Linked DNA regions of Homo sapiens: region 1 is linked to region 2. Evidence: chromatin loops called from intact Hi-C (ENCODE). Cell type or tissue: sigmoid colon. All regions are shown on one strand. Links, peaks and the distances in the headings refer to the core of each region. The heading gives the core; the rest is flanking DNA.

Region 1 (7,724 bases), core at 1,084-5,083, 150 kb before region 2:
TGTCCATTGGGGTATGGATCCCCTTGGCTATTAGTGACACTGGTTACTTTTCATTATGCTGTGGAAGTTTCCTTTCATTTGTGGTTTTCTATATTAGAAAAAAATCAGGGCCGGGCGCGGTGGCTCACGCCTGTAATCCCAGCACTTTCGGAGGCTGAGGTGGGCGGATCACGAGGTCAGGAGATCAAGACCATCCTGGCTAACACTGTGAAACCTTGTCTCTACTAAAAATACAAAAAATTAGCCGGGCGTGGGCGTGGTGGTGGGCGCCTGTAGTCTCAGCTACTCGGGAGACTGAGGCAGGAAAATGGCGTGAACCCAGGAGGCGGAGCTTGCAGTGAGCTGAGATCACGCCACTGCACTCCAGCCTGGGTGACAGAGCTAGACTCCGTCTCAAAAAAAAAAAAATTAGCCATGGATGTTGAATGTGATCAAATGCCTTATTAACACTTATTAAAGTGTTTAATATAACAATATATATAGAAAAAAATATCCTTACTAAAGCACTTCTGAAAGTGAATCTTACAAAGGCATGACATATATTTTTAATATGATGCTGGATTTTATTTATTTGCATTTTCTATGAAATTTTTGCCTATATATTTATGAAAGAAATAGACATATAGCTCCTTTGCCAGGTTTTGGTGTCAGGATCACACTAACTTTACAAATGAATTGATAATTTCTATGTTCCTCTATGTTCTGGAATATTTTATGAAGCATGGAAATTATTTGTATATTGAAAATTTGACAAAAGCACTTATAGTGCTGCCTGCCTTACAGTCTTCTATGAAGATAATTTTGAACAAACTTTAATTTCTTTCATTGATACTTTTCTGTGTGGGTAATTTATGTTTTCCTAGAGAAGTGTTAATTTCATTAATATTTTAGAAATGAACAAAATTATGAAGTACTTTTTTTGTTTTAATTTGTTCTGTAATTGAGATCATATAAACTTTTCTCAGTACTAACGTATATGTTTATTTTTTTCATTGATAAAATCTGACTGTATTTGGTGTATTTTATCAATTTGTGAAAATTTGTATCTTGTATTTCTTCATTAATTTTTCTCTTTTCCCTTTTCCCTGAGTCAGTAAAGCTTTAATATTTATTCAAAATCTCCTCTTAATTCCTGTGTTTATTTTCAAATATCTTGAATGAAATGCTTTATTTCCTTTTTATTATTTCTTGCTTTATAATGCATTTGATGTTTAGTGTAGCTTTAGACTCAAACTATAAGTTTTGAAATGTCATGCAGTCATTATTGGTACTTTTCAAATAGTCTTGTAATTATAGTTTTTATTTTTTCTGCAATTAATTATTTGAGAGACTGAATTTTAACTTCTAAGTTGTTGGAGTGTGTGTGTGTATATATATATATGTATATATACCAAGTTCTAATTTTATTTCGTTTTGCCTGGAGAATATGACCTTTAATTGTGGCTTCTTGTTGGTTTTGGTTGTTTCCCTTGGAACATGAACTGTTTGTAATTTGGATAGTTATTTGGCTGTGTCTTCATCTTTTTGTCTTTTCCTCTTCATTCTGTAAGAGCCTATGTTTTTTTCCCCTTGGTAATTTGATTTTCAGCACTATTGGGTCTGCTGTCTGCTGCCTCTTATTCCCATTTATGTTTTGTGTTTGCATTTCTGGTTTTTTAACCATTTTATGTCTTGTCATCTCCATCTTAGCTGACTCCCCTTGTAATCTTAGCCTTTTCCATTTAGTGATTTTTCTTTCATATATCCTATGTTTATTTGATATTGAGATTAAAAAAAATGGATTCCAAAATTTACATCTTCTTCCCATAATAGATTTTTTTTTTTTTTAGAAGAATAGTGTTTTACTTCAGATGTTGCAGAGAATTTTCAAAATTGTCTTGAGTTATCAACCTTGAAAGAGAAGGTCCAGGCCGGGGGTGTGCCTGTGAACAGACCCTCCTGTCCCTTCAGCGCCCTCACCACTCTCACCTGGTCACAATTGTCAGGTTACTGTGAGCATCGCTTATGCTGAAGGGGTGGTTGTTGTGCATGGTCCCTGGCCAACCTTCCAGTGTTGATGTTGACTTTTCTAGGGTGACTCAGCTTGCCTGAGAGGGGATCTCCTGCTCCTTCTACCTTGTAGTTAGAATACTGAGGTGGAACCTTATTCATTATAATTTTGATCAGTGATAGTTCTTCCTAGTTCTTATATCTAGAGACAGTGTGTGAAAATCTGCCACCCTGGTTTGATCCCTCCTGTGGCTCTTTCCATCGCACCTCTTTTCTATTAATCTCCAGAAGGCTCCATACCACCCTCCTTTTGCTTCTTTGCCTAGTTGAGTTGCATTTCCGGGAACTGGGGTCTCTGAATGGATGGGTATAGAAAGACATATTGATGGGGGGGAATGGATGGGTATAGAAAGACATATTGATGGGGGGGGTGCCCTTTACAACAGTTCCTTTCAGCAACAAATGCCTCATGTTTCTGAGATGGGATTCACACCTGGGGACCCATGTGCCCTTCCACAGTCCGCATGTCACAATCCCTTCTTGTGTGTTAGGCATTCATCCACACTCAGCTTCTTTTATGCATCTCTGTATTTCCTTCAGTGGGAATGACCCATTGAAGGGTCATTGGGTCCTAATGCTAGGCTAATGACCATGCATCCCAGAATGCCTGTTCAGATTTTAGCTTGAAATTTTTAGTTTGTTACAAAGAAAAAGAAATTGGGATTTGGGAACAACTAAAGCTATCCGATATTAACTACTCTGTCTTAGTATTTTTTAGGCTTACACCTGTTTCTATGGTTTACCCCACGTAATTATCTCTGCAGAACCATGGATTAGGTATTATTATCCTCATTTAAATTAAAGTAACTTTCCCAAGGTAAAAAACAGGTAGACAGGGCAGTTTTGAACTTATACTTTCTGTGAAAACACTCTTACACTATTTTCCCCATGCCAAACATCTCTGAAGAAAGACATTTCTGGATATTTCTGCCAGGAAGTTAGACAAGGAGCTACCCCAGTGTGGTTTGCAGAATAGTGCTCCCGAAGATGTTTACGTCCGAATCCTTGAAATCTGTGGGTTTGTTATGTTACGTGGCAAGGAGGAGTTCAAGTTGCTGATGGAATTCAGGTTGCAAGTTAGCTGACCTTGGAATAGTGAGATGATCCTGGATTATCAGGGTGGGCTCCGTGCAATCACATGGTTCTTGTAAAACAGGGAGGCAGGAGAGTCAGCCAGAGAAGGTGATGTGCCAACAGAAGCCGAGGTCAGAATGATGTCATTACTGGCTTGAAGATGGAAGAGGCCGTGAGCCAAGGAATGGGGGGTGCCTCCAGGAGCTGGACAAGGCAAGGCTGCAGATTCTTCCCAAGAGCTTCCAGTAGGAATGCAGTCCTGCTGACACATTAAATTTAGCCCAGCAAGACTTCTGTAGGATTCTGACTTCCAGAACTGTATGGGGCTGTTGAAAGCCAGTAAGTTTGTGGTAATTTATTACAGCAGCAATAGGAAACGCACGCACCCAGTGTATCGAATATTGGCCATGGTCTAACTCTCTGCAGAGCAGGAACAGGAAGTCCTGGAGTGATTGGCTGTGTGTGCACACCCACCACATGGAAATTTACATTAACATGTAACATGTTATCACTTGATTATATATTTATTAGCTCATTTTATTGTTGTCACCCTCCCCTAGCTAGAATGTCAGCTCCCTAAGAGCAGAAACTTGGTTTGGTGCATTCATGGCTGTATGCCCAGTGCCTCATGTGGAGGAGAGGCTAAAGTATTTATTGGATGATTAATTTTTTTCCCAGGTGACATTGTACCAACTAAATGGAAGCTAACTTTTATCTTGTGGTGGAATACTGTAGATTATATAAGTAATAATAGAAATAGAAGAAATTGAGTTAAAATTATCTACCCTTGACAATCAAAATATTTATTTTCAGTGTTCAGTGTTTGGTCATATGTGTAAATATTATTCATGTAGGTAGTAAATATTTCCATTTAAGGATCAAACATGCAACATGTGACATTCTATTTATTTTGTGATGATCAGCTCTCTTTATTTTATGAATATTTTTATGAATAAAATAAGAGAGATGGTTATCACAAAATAAATGCAATGTTGTATGTTGTATTTTTGACTTTTAAATAGAATGTTTCATGTTGCACTTTTGTGACAACATATTTGAAATAAAGGTCACTGAATTTTTTAATAATTATCTCAGTCTGGTTGGCATTCTGTTGACTGTATAGGTCATACTTATTTATTGTTGGTTATTTAAAATATTATAGTTTATTTGAGATATTTGAATACTGTTAACTGAACACCTTTGTGCATGAGTCTGCTGTCAATCATGTTAGCTCTCCAGGCATCACCGTAGTAGTCCAGTAGCCTGCACTAGCTGGGAAAGCCACTGACGAGGACTCTGGAGTTAGAGAGCTTTTGCATATTGATAGAGAACTCTGTTGGCTAAGCTATCTGCCTTTAGGCTTGTTGCATGCTTTTATAATTTTTGTCTAAATCTATTTAGAGGGAATTCTCACCTGGCATCAGGTGTCCTCACCTTGCCTCTTCAACGTCAGCTTGTGCTTCTTCTATGGAAACTCATTCCTCATCAGAAATGCCCAGAACCTCTATGACAAGTGTAGGCAAAAGCGTAGTATGAACGGGACAATGATGGCAAAGGAGGAGCTACCAATTTGGAAAATGAATCGACTTGGAAACTGAATCAACCCCCAAGAGCGTTATTAGTATCAGACTAAATTATCTCCTTTAACTGCGTCACATCATGACCTTTACTTTTTAAACAGATATCTTGTTTTTCTTATCTTCTCTTCTTGACAGTTGCTTCGGTTTTTCTACATACTGACTGTTCCTCTGATAACAAAGCAAGAAGGAAAAACAAAATTTTAACTGTCAACTGAGTTTCGCAAGAGCGATGAGCAGTCCGGGGTGGGGAGGGTCTCTCCCCAGGCTCCCCGTGGTTGTACAAGCCAGCAGCGTTAACGGAAGTGCACACAGCAGTTCCAAGCCTGGGAGGAGAAGGATGTCCGCTCCAGGCAGTTTAGGATAGTTGTTTTGCCTAAGATGGCAAGAACATCACCCTTGCATCTTGAGCCAAGGAAACCATACATGGACGCATCTTGTCCTACATGGGAAGGGATACCCCTGCAGGCTTCTGGGGTACCATAAGTGTCCCGTGATGGCTCTTTCACCTTGGGGTTTGTTTTCCAAACTTTTCTAAGTCATTGGAAAGTAGAGTAGGAAGGAGGGGAGGAGGAAGGGGAGACAAGAAATATACTTGCCTGTGCATGCACTTTTCTGATTAATGTTCTGAGTGTCAGCACACAGTGAAGGTTTATTTTAGAAGACACCAGGAATGAAATATTTTATGTTGATATTGTGCAGGACTGATCTTTATTTTCTGCTATGAAGGACGGTATAACTTCATGATGCTCCTGCATCTTTGTAGTTCCTGTCATGAAATCATTCAGGGGTAGGAGACATGGCTCACAAGAGTGAAGGGCATTGCCTAGAACAGGAGTGCTGGACAGTGACTCTAGAGACAGGAGTTCTAATCTCACTTCAGCTATTAACTTTCTGCATGTTCTCTTCTGTTCTCAGTTTCTTTATCTATAGAATGGGAGCATTTATGCTAAATTGTCTTTATATTGGTAACACTAATTTCTCTCTAATTTGATTATTGCTTTTAAGTCTCTAGCCTCCTGAAAGATGCTACCTTCTAAGGCTAATTTATAGCCAGAGTAATATGGTTTTGCTCTGAGCATGCCCTGAATCATTATTCGTTCTTATTTCATGAGAATTACTTTTGTAAATGTTATTTTCTTTTGGTTTCACAGAGCCATTGAGATTGCACAGCTCGGATTTCTTCTGCATGTCATAAATTTTGCTAATAGTATAAACCCGTGTTTTTCAAAGTGAGAGCCTTGGAACAGCAGCATCAGCATCGCCCAGGTCCCCTGTGAGCTTGTTAGAAATGCAGAGTCATGGGCCCCTCCCCAACCTGCTGAATGGGAGCCTCTGAGGATGAGACCCAGGAAAGTTTGCTTAACGAAGTTGGCATGTATTGCCTGTGAAAGAGAAGTTTGAGAAGCACTGCTGTGAAACAGGGCAGCCAGGAGGTGCTGTGATTTTGCCCTCTGCACGTGGTCACACACTCAAGCATATGGTTTGCTCCTTGCATGACTGCACTTCAGATGAAATGCCAAGATTGAGACCCTTCTATGCTAGTGAAGCACAGGCTACTTTATTGAGAGCCTAGCAATATTGAGAGAGAAAAATGCAGACCTTCTTGGGGTAGAAAGGAGGATGGGTTTCCTTTCCTTATGAGATGGGATCCAGCTTCCTTACTACTATAGAGTCTCCCATGGATGGTGGCTTTGCTGACTTCAGAGAGAGCTGCAGGTGCACAGGAGCACCGTGATGTCATTGGTGTGCTCTGAAGAAATGAGGCCATGAGAAGAAGGTGAACAGAAGGTATTTCTAAAGGGTCTGGGAAGAGGAACAGCACCTATGATAATGGCTATCATTTCTGTTGCACAGTACTGATTATTTTGATGGTTGGCCCTGGGCTTTGATTTCCAGCCCTGTGGTCACACACACTCCTTATAATCATCTGCTCCCAGGAGAAGGTGTCATGAATTCTCTCTTTTCCTCCAGCCTTAGCTGTCACTGGCCTGGAATACGGTGTGACTGTGTAGAAGCTGTTGGCATTGTTTCTGCATTGTAAACTCACACACACTGAGTTAAATGCTGCTGAGCAGTTAATGTGCCCACTCCGGCTATTTTCTACCCAAGGATACTTGACTCATTTCTTATATCCTCTACTGTCCTTTAAAGCTCAATAGTGCTCTATCGGGGCCATTTAATTTGGTGGCACAAGGCATGCCCTGCATGGGATGTCTGCTTTTGTTTGAGTGGGACTGAGACCCTGGCCTGGAGCTGTAGCTGCTTGGAGCAAGAACTGCCTTTTTCAAATGTGCATGAAGGTGCTACCCACTCATCTTCCCTGCCTATGCCCCTACCTAGTGCAGAAGTAAGGTGAGGTAGGGTGGTGCTGTCGCCAGTTTGTACAAAGGACCAGCTGCGGCTCTGGGTCCCTGTATGGTGCAAGGAGAAACATTTATTTTCACTCAGGTGCTCTGCCTTAATCTAAAGCAAAACTCATGGACTTACCTCCTACACTAGGGTCCCTTCCTATTTACACACCTAGGTTGAGTACCTGAGTCTCCTGAATTCCTGTGTCTTCATCAGAGCAGCGTCTGGGAAGCTGGGTCTCTGTACTAGCTCCTTCACAGCGTCTCTCCCATGGCTCCTCATCTGGACTGTCACCTCATCTCCCCTCAAGTCCAGATCTTGACACCTTGTACTTGCACCTTCTGGCTTCTTACCTGTCTGGCCCTCTAGACCCCAACCCCTTCCTCCTGACTGTTCCAGCGCATCACATGGACTGAGCTTCCTGCAGTAGCTTTGAGATGCTGGCAGGTGCATCCCCTGCAGAACATCCATTCATATGTCCCAGTTTCTCCATTACCTACAAGGTGCAACTGAGCCCTGCAGCCTGCACCTGGAGCCTCCAGATTTCTGCTCCAGCCTACCTTGAAGATGAAGAGCCAGTCTGTAGTCTTCAAGGTCAAGGTGTCTATGGGTCATAAATGCATTTAACAGCATGAACGCTGGGTGACAAACCCAATAAAGAAATAGTTTCAC
Region 2 (7,724 bases), core at 1,766-5,765:
TTTTCACAGCATCATTTTGTAACGTAGCATAGGTACTTGAATGCCAAATGCCTTTGCTTGAGATCCGGTAAAGAAAGAGCCTCAGATCGGGGAAGCATAGAGGAATGGTTTATCCTGTGGTCTAAGGGCAAAGCAAGGAATTTCCATCATGTTTCAAAAATGGGAAAGTTTCCCAGTTCCTCTGCTTACCTGACCCTTAGATATAACTCAAATATCACCACCATCTCAGTGACAGGGTGGGCCGTCACTCCTCCACATGCTCAAGTTGCCATTTCTTTCTGGTCTTGCATGAGTAACCATAACCCTGTTAAAATGACAAATGTTTTCCCTGAGCTGGGACACCGGTGAAGCAGGCTGGATTTGTGCCCCTGAAAATTAGGCAGCCTGCCCGCTAAGTGCTCAGATGAGCAGAATACTGACTGTTGAATGAGCCTCCCCTTTGCTGCTCAATTATAAGACATGGGGAGACTAAGCCTGCACACCTTTTCTATCTCTCCTGGAGTTCTGGGCACTGGTGGGCTCCCACCCTTCCCTGTGAGTTTATGGTTTAACAGCCCTTTGTAATATGCACTGTCCTTTCACAGCATTACCTGACTTGATTCTCACCCCAAGCCTGTGGGGTAGGCATGAAGGCACTCTTTTCTCAATGTGAAGCTCAGGTATGGGTCAGAGAAGTTAAAGGATATGTCTGAATCACAGCTCTGATCAGCAGCAGAACATGGATTCATAGGCTCTCATGGCCCTGATCATATTCTTCACCCATTCTTATCAGGGCATCTGCATTCTTTTGTCAAAGGCCTCTCTCTGGCCTCCTAAGTGTAGCTTGCCAGCCTTTATGGTAGACCAGAAGTCAGAGGAATGAATGCTTTCTGGAGCCACCCATAGCCGATGATGGGAGTTGGTGTATAAATACCCCAGCTCCCTTACCCCTTGGGCAAGGTAACACTGAGTCTGTGTTTTTATTTTTCCCAGAGTTTCTGCTAGTAGGAAGCCCCAGGTACACCCAGGGATAACTGATGCAACCACTCATGCCTCATTGGCTGGTGTCTCTTCCCAGTATCACCTCCTCACTCCCCAGCTGGCCCTGCTTCACCTCACAGATCAATCACCTGTACTGAAATCCTTGCCTCAGGGTTTGCTTCTGGGAGAACCTACACTATACCCCAGATTCCTGGGCACCAAATCCTGGCTTTTCTCATCTTCTCTCTGGGCGTAAAAGTTCGCCAGGCTCCTTAGGGAGAAGGCAGGCTATGTCCCGATGCTCAGAACACCCTGTCTCAATGCTGTGGTGCATAGAGTGTAGTTAAAGTTGATGGTTTTTATTTCTTTCTTTTACTCTGGGAGAAAGAAAACTCACTGGCCCTCCCTTATACACTCCATCATGAACCGCACGGATCAGCACTGTGTTTCTTATCATAAAGAGAACTTGGCTGAAATGGAGGCGGGGCAGGCAGAGACCCAGGAGGAAACCCCAGTGTCAGAGCTGCTGGCCTGGGAAGACAGATTTGTCCCAGATAGGTTAAAGCGTTCATGGAGTGACTGCATTTCTTCTGCACATTGCCTTATGTTATGTGAGAGGAGGAAGTGCCATATCAAACTCCATGACAGATGTTGTAAATCTTGGGAAGTGTGCTGCGGCCATCTCTGCACTGTGGCTTGCAAATGAAGCCATCTGTCAAACCAGGGGCCAGGCGCCCAGCCCTCACTCACCTGGGCTGTGCCTCTGGCCAATGGCTGAGGTGACCTCCCAGGCATCCATAGTGGAGTATGTTTCTACTTTATTGAACAGCCTTGAAAATCAGAGAAGCTGAGGAAACCATGTCAAAATTTCCTGAGAAATTTCTCTCCTGCACTTGGTAAAGGTGAACTAGAATTTGCCATGTGAGTGAGGAGGACATTTTTTAATGAGGCAAGAGCTCCACAATTCCCACAGCTGCTCAGAAAGTTCTCTTGCGTGTCTTGAGAGAGACTGAAATAAAGGGAAGTCGAGGACAGCCTGGCTTTGTTCTTTGAAACTACTTATCAAAGTAAGATCATCCTAACCCAATATGAGAAGTATATGTGCAACTGTGTGAGTGTGTGTTTGTGTGTGGGGGTACACACTGAAAGAAAATAAATAAGGATGAAGGAAAGAGGAAAACAGAACTGTTTCATGGAATACATTGTGTACCCCAATTAATGCTTCCTATACTTTTATTATTTTGTTTGTAATTTTATTTATTATTAATGAAACTGCCAACTTGGGAATAACGTTTTAGGTGCTAGGCGCCACATTCAATAAGAACCCAAAGAGTGAAAGGACAAATGGAGGGCTATCAGTGTTCAAGATGGCTTCCTGCTGGTTGTCCTGGTGAAGAACAGTAACATAAAGGGTAAGAGAAGGATTAATGGAAACTATTGAACAAAGTGAGGCTTCCGAGTCATCTCCAGATTGCCTTGTGCGCTGCTGTATCTGTACCGTAGCGTGGATAATCGTGGCAGGCTATCGTTCTAGCCCTGCTGCGAGACAGATTCCAATTCATTATTTCATTCCCCAGCATGAGCCAGCCAAGGGAAAAGGATATTCCCAGAACCAGAGTGTTCCAAGTTTTCTGAAAGGTCATTGCCACTTTTTTTTTTTTTTGGTAGCTCCCAGCAAAGCAGAAACACTTGGAAGTCAACCCTGTCCCTTTAACACTGCTGTGAGCTGACTCCATTTGTCTGAGATAAAACTTCCCTCTTGATCCAGTAGCGTTCACGGCTGAGTTGGCCACGAGACAGAGGACCCTGTGTTCCTAATTATTTCTGGATGAAAAGTCCTGCAGGCGAGTGGAGATTCGGGGCAAAGACGGCCAGGTGGAGCCGTCACCAGCGAGCAGTGGATTGTAGAAATGGAGAGATAATTAAATTAAAAGTGCCAGGTGCAGGCATTGAAAAATAACCCTGGGTGTTAATTATGCAGTTCAGTGTTAGCAGAGGAAATGCCACCGGCCTGTCCATCACGTGGCAGTTGAAAAGCTTGGGAAAGACACATTCATGGTTTCTAGAGAATTTGCCAGGGCTGCCTACTTGGGATTCTGGTGAAGCAGAGATTATTTATTAGTTGGAGTGTGTACATTTCCCCCATTTTCCACTCAGCCAAGTTGGGCATTTGGTGGGTACTTGGTGTGTGGGGGATTAACTTTGATCCACATGAAAATTTGAACGTTGGAGTGTGTCACTTCCAATTTAGGCACTTAGGAGTATTTCTTCTCTTTCTGATTTGAAATGAATTTGATTTTAGGGGTCAGAGGTAGTGTGTCCCTGTCATGAAGATGGAAGGATAAATGGTGGCGTGTTCAGACAATGGAATAGAGCACAGTAATCAAAAGGAGGGGACCCCAGTAGCATAATAGCAGCATGACTGTGTTACAAGCACAGTTGAATGAATGAAAGAAGCCAGACCTCAAGACCCATTCTGCATGAATTTATTTTGGTGACGTTCTAGAACAGGTTAAACTAAGCTATGGAGGTGGATGTCAGGTCTGTGGCTGCATCAGGGAACTTTTGGGGTAATGGGGTAACTTTCTTGGGCTGAAGGGCACATGAATGTAAACATTTTTCAAAATCTGTTGAATGCACGCTTAAAATCTGTGCATATTCTTGCATGGAAATTATCCCTCAATGAAAGGAATGTGAAAAGATCTTCCCATGTTTTGTCCTTCCATGGATTTTGAACCCTGGTCAGTCAGTTCATTTCAAAAGGTGATAAGGATTAATCTGTTTGTGGTCCTTCCTGACCACCCAGCCTTTTCCTGTTCACAGACCTGTTCAGAAAAGGCTTTCATTCCAAGGAAGCAGAATGGAAAACAGGGTGGCCCACTACAGCCTTTGGGCCAAATCTGCTCAATCACATTTTTGTAAGTAAAGTTGTATTGGGACACAGCCACATGGCCAGTCATTTATGTGTCTTCTGTGGCTGCTTTCATGCCACAGTGACAGCCGAGGAGCTTTTACAGAGACTGATCCACCACCTAAAGTGTTTACTCTCTATCCCTTTACAGAAAAGGTTTCCTGGCCCTTGGTCTAAACATTCATTTCTTTTTGGAACTTCTCCCTTCAGATCTGTGTGGGTGGAGGTTTTGGATGGAGAGTGCTCTCCAGGAACGAGAACCCTGTAGAGCCAGGTACTTAGGTTGAGCATGGTCACAATTTGGATAAGCTATCCTTCATCCCATGGAGTTCACTGGGCATGCGTGCTGTCACAGATCTACAACAGTGCACAGAGCTTGGCCTACGTAGAGGTTTTTTTAAAAAAAAAAAATAAAGTTATCCAGGCCACTGTAAAGAGAAGAGGAATAAATAAGGCCTGGAAGCCATCAGTGGACAAAGCTAGACTCCTGTTTTAAACTCCAAGCTACTGGCTATAAATTAGTCCTGCATGGAAAATAAAACTAAGCTAACTGATTTTGATAAAAGTAAATGTGATCTGGTTGAATTGGGTCCACATGGTTGGCAATGTTTGTTAAGTCAATGAAGGAACAAATTGAACTGATGTAACAATTCAGTTTTGAATTTGGGGCTAAATGAGCCATTCTGTTGAAGACACCCTGTGCTGCTGTTTTCTTCAGTAAGATTTAAGCCTCCCTTCTTTCCTTTACCTTCCACCCAAGATGAATGCACGTGATCAAGCAGGAAGTCTCTGGAGGATTTGCTAACGAGACACACAGGTCCCCAAAGCTCAGTCTTTCTTCATTTTGCAAGTATGTATTTCCTTCATCTGTCTGTTTTCTCATTCCACAGTTACTGGAATTAAAGAGTTAGATCTTGGGGAAAAGCAATCAATAGCTTTTTTAATGAAAGGGGACAAATGCAATTGGTATCACCTAAGGCTTGAGAAGTAGATCTCTACTTTCTTTAAAAAAAGCTCAAAAAAAAAAAAAAGGATGCAGTGGGGGTAATTATAGACCCCAAGAGTCCACCTAACTGGGGAGTTTTAAAAAGTCAAGGGAATGTCTTGTATTATATTGGACTGTTCCTTAATGACTCCAGGTTACAGTGGCTGTGAGCAGATGAGGAATAATTGTTAGAAATGGAAAATTACCATTTAACCAAGAGGATTTCCAAAACAAGCAGATGAACCATGAGCGGTAAAAATGTGCTCTACGGAATGTGATTATTGCTGATTTCATCATATGTCCTGGGCATCTTGGGTGAGAATTCACTCATTTACTCCGTCACATATGTTCAGAGCCTCCCCTAAGTCTGGCACTGTACTAGGAGCTGGGGGCACCCTTTTGAGAACCACCCATGTGTTTCTGCCTTCAGGGATCTTCACTCTGGAGTGGGGTGGTAGAGGTGGAGAATAATTGGAGATAAGGCTGGAAGGCCAAGATGCCAGCCACGTGGGATCAGGGTTTTGCTGAGTTTTTTATTTAAGCCTGTGGTCAGTGGGGTGCCATTTTTTTTACTGTTTTAGGAATGAGGGGGTTTGATAAGCCCGAGTCTCACCAGATTTGTAGTGAATCTGAGCTGGATCATGTTGTTATTTGTGCTGCCAGTGATCCTGGGGAAGGACTGTCCATGGGCCATGGTGACCTGTGCTCACAGGTGCACACCCCCAGTTACCTTTGTAACCAGAAATTAGTCAGGGGTTGGCAGAATTAAGCCAGTGGCTGCTTCCACTGCATAATAGTATAAAAAATGATTAAATCTCTATACAAGCCTCCCCTCCTCCCTCCAGGCCACTGTATCTTACAACAACAACAATGACAAACACCACACCATTATCTGATTTTCCCCCTTCTAGCTTGTTTCATCTATGGATTTGGGATTGAAGGAGAATATGATTGTCCATATTTTCATCAAATGTAAAGTATTTGTTCTATACGTATTCTTATAGAATTGCTAAAATAAACCTATGACCCAGACATAGGCTGGCTAGCATTGTCTATGCATTCATTCATTTAGTAACTCATATATATGAAGCACATTGCTGTATGGCAAATACCCTACTTGGTGCTTGGGAATAAACAGTGAACAAAAGTGAACCCAGTTCCTGCCTACAGGGAACTTACAATAATGGAGGCAGGTAATAATCAAATAATATTCAAATTTATGCTTGCAAGTTTAGAAAAGGTTTGTAAGTGATGCAATATGATGAGATGGCACAACAGGTCTAGGGGTCAGGAGAGGTTTTGCAGAGAAGAAAGTGACACTGGGTCTGGAATCTACAGGAAGCGTATTGACCAGGTGAAGGTTGCGGGAAGGCCTGTTGGTGCAAAGAAGCAGGGCACATTAGAGGAATTGAAAGAAGACTGCAGAGAATCAGAAAAGGAGAGTGCGGTGTGAGACAGGGCTGGAGACACTGGCAGAGACCCGGCAATACTAGTCCTTGTGGGTTGTGCTAAGGAGGCCGGGCCTGATTTCAAGAACAGCAGGAGGCTGCTGCAGTGCTTTAATAAGGGTGGATTTACATTTGGAAGATGCACATTTGGATTTACATTTTGGAAAGGTCTCTCTGGCTGCTGAGCTGCTGTGGACTGGAAGGGGGAAGATTCAACCTCCGATGATGGCTTTCTGCTGATTTGTTTTCCTTCTTTCACTTTTCTTCTGGGTTTGGGGGCTCTTGGCTGATTTAGTCTCTACTAGCCTCTGAGGAAAAGCACTGGTCCTGGGGTATTTATTAAAGGAAGCATGATGGATTATTTTGGAGGGATATTCTTTGAAATCTGGAGTGAGAGGGGGTACCATATGCCAGCAGCAATGGGCAAAATGGTGCTAAGAGGTAAACTGATGTCCAAAATGATTCCATCCACCAACCTTGGACATGAGAGTGAAGTTCCTATTTCATAAATGGAAATATAAACCTAGTTTATCCTTTGACATCCAGAATAATGTGTAAGAAGTTTTCCTTGGCAGCAAATCTTAAATGATGGAGCCTTGGGGAATGACTTCTGACCCTTTATAATAATTAGCCAGGCCAGGACACATAGGTAAGACACCTGGTGACCAACAGCCTAAGGGTCAGGGGGCAAAGGGTGGTAGGACAATATAAGAGTGCTTAACTCAGTGTCCTGCATAGATGGTAGCTATTAGCATAATGACTATCACTAATATACACACCACTATTACCAACAGAAGTGTCCTATATTGCTCTCTCATCTTTTAAAATATTTATTCATTTATTCATTCAATTCATTGTTTCAGTGAATGTTTATTGAACACCCACAATACTATGCATTGTTATGGGAGGTGGGGACTCAACAGTGTCAAAAACTAAGTTCCAGCCACCATGGAGCTTACATTCTGGTTGGGAGAGGAGAATAAACAAATAAAATTAAATAAAGGAATGCATTGTCTGGCAGACGGTAATAAGAGCTGAGAAGAGAAACACAAAGCAGGATAAAGAGATGGAGAATGATGGATAAGATGATCTGGGAGGCCCTCTTTGAAGAGGCACTGTGAGCCAAGCTCTGAATAGAGGGATTGAACTATGCAGATGACTGGAAAGATGGAACAGCAGGTGCAAAGGCCCCACAGCAGAAGACGCTTGCAGGATTTGAGAAGGGGTGCCCTCCACTGTGTGCCCAGAGCTTCTGTTATTCTATAACTACTAACCTTAGTAACAGGAGTGACCCCTCTTCCAGGAGAAGGAGATGAGCAGCTCTGATAGAGTAGCATCCGCTTTCAATTTTCTTTCTTTATTTCTTAAGGCTCTTATTCCAACCTCCCAACTACGGTTTCAGCACAAGTTAGGTGAGCAG

Evidence for each region. Peaks named below come from ENCODE experiments on the same cell type or tissue, not always from the same donor. Only the 100,000 strongest peaks of a DNase experiment are listed, where the experiment ranks them.
Region 1: it touches region 2 in a loop (2.4-fold over the local background); 1 of 110 quality-filtered maps calls a loop at or near these places.

What each region holds. Positions count from the first base shown.
Region 1 is chr20:19,228,250-19,235,973 of GRCh38, forward strand. All of the region lies in intron 1 of SLC24A3 (solute carrier family 24 member 3), which reads left to right. It overlaps LOC124904879 (a long non-coding RNA gene), which reads left to right. Exons shown (of 2, transcript XR_007067552.1): 2 at 5,855-7,724. Among named protein-coding and RNA genes, the nearest start is that of SLC24A3, 19 kb to the left of the region's middle. In sigmoid colon, for the core only: no CTCF peak of the experiment used is centred there; DNase peaks (open chromatin) are centred at 3,282 and 4,992; H3K4me3 peaks cover 581 bases.
Region 2 is chr20:19,374,020-19,381,743 of GRCh38, forward strand. The region is part of intron 2 of SLC24A3 (solute carrier family 24 member 3); the gene reads left to right. Among named protein-coding and RNA genes, the nearest start is that of SLC24A3-AS1, 93 kb to the left of the region's middle. In sigmoid colon, for the core only: no CTCF peak of the experiment used is centred there; a DNase peak (open chromatin) is centred at 4,212.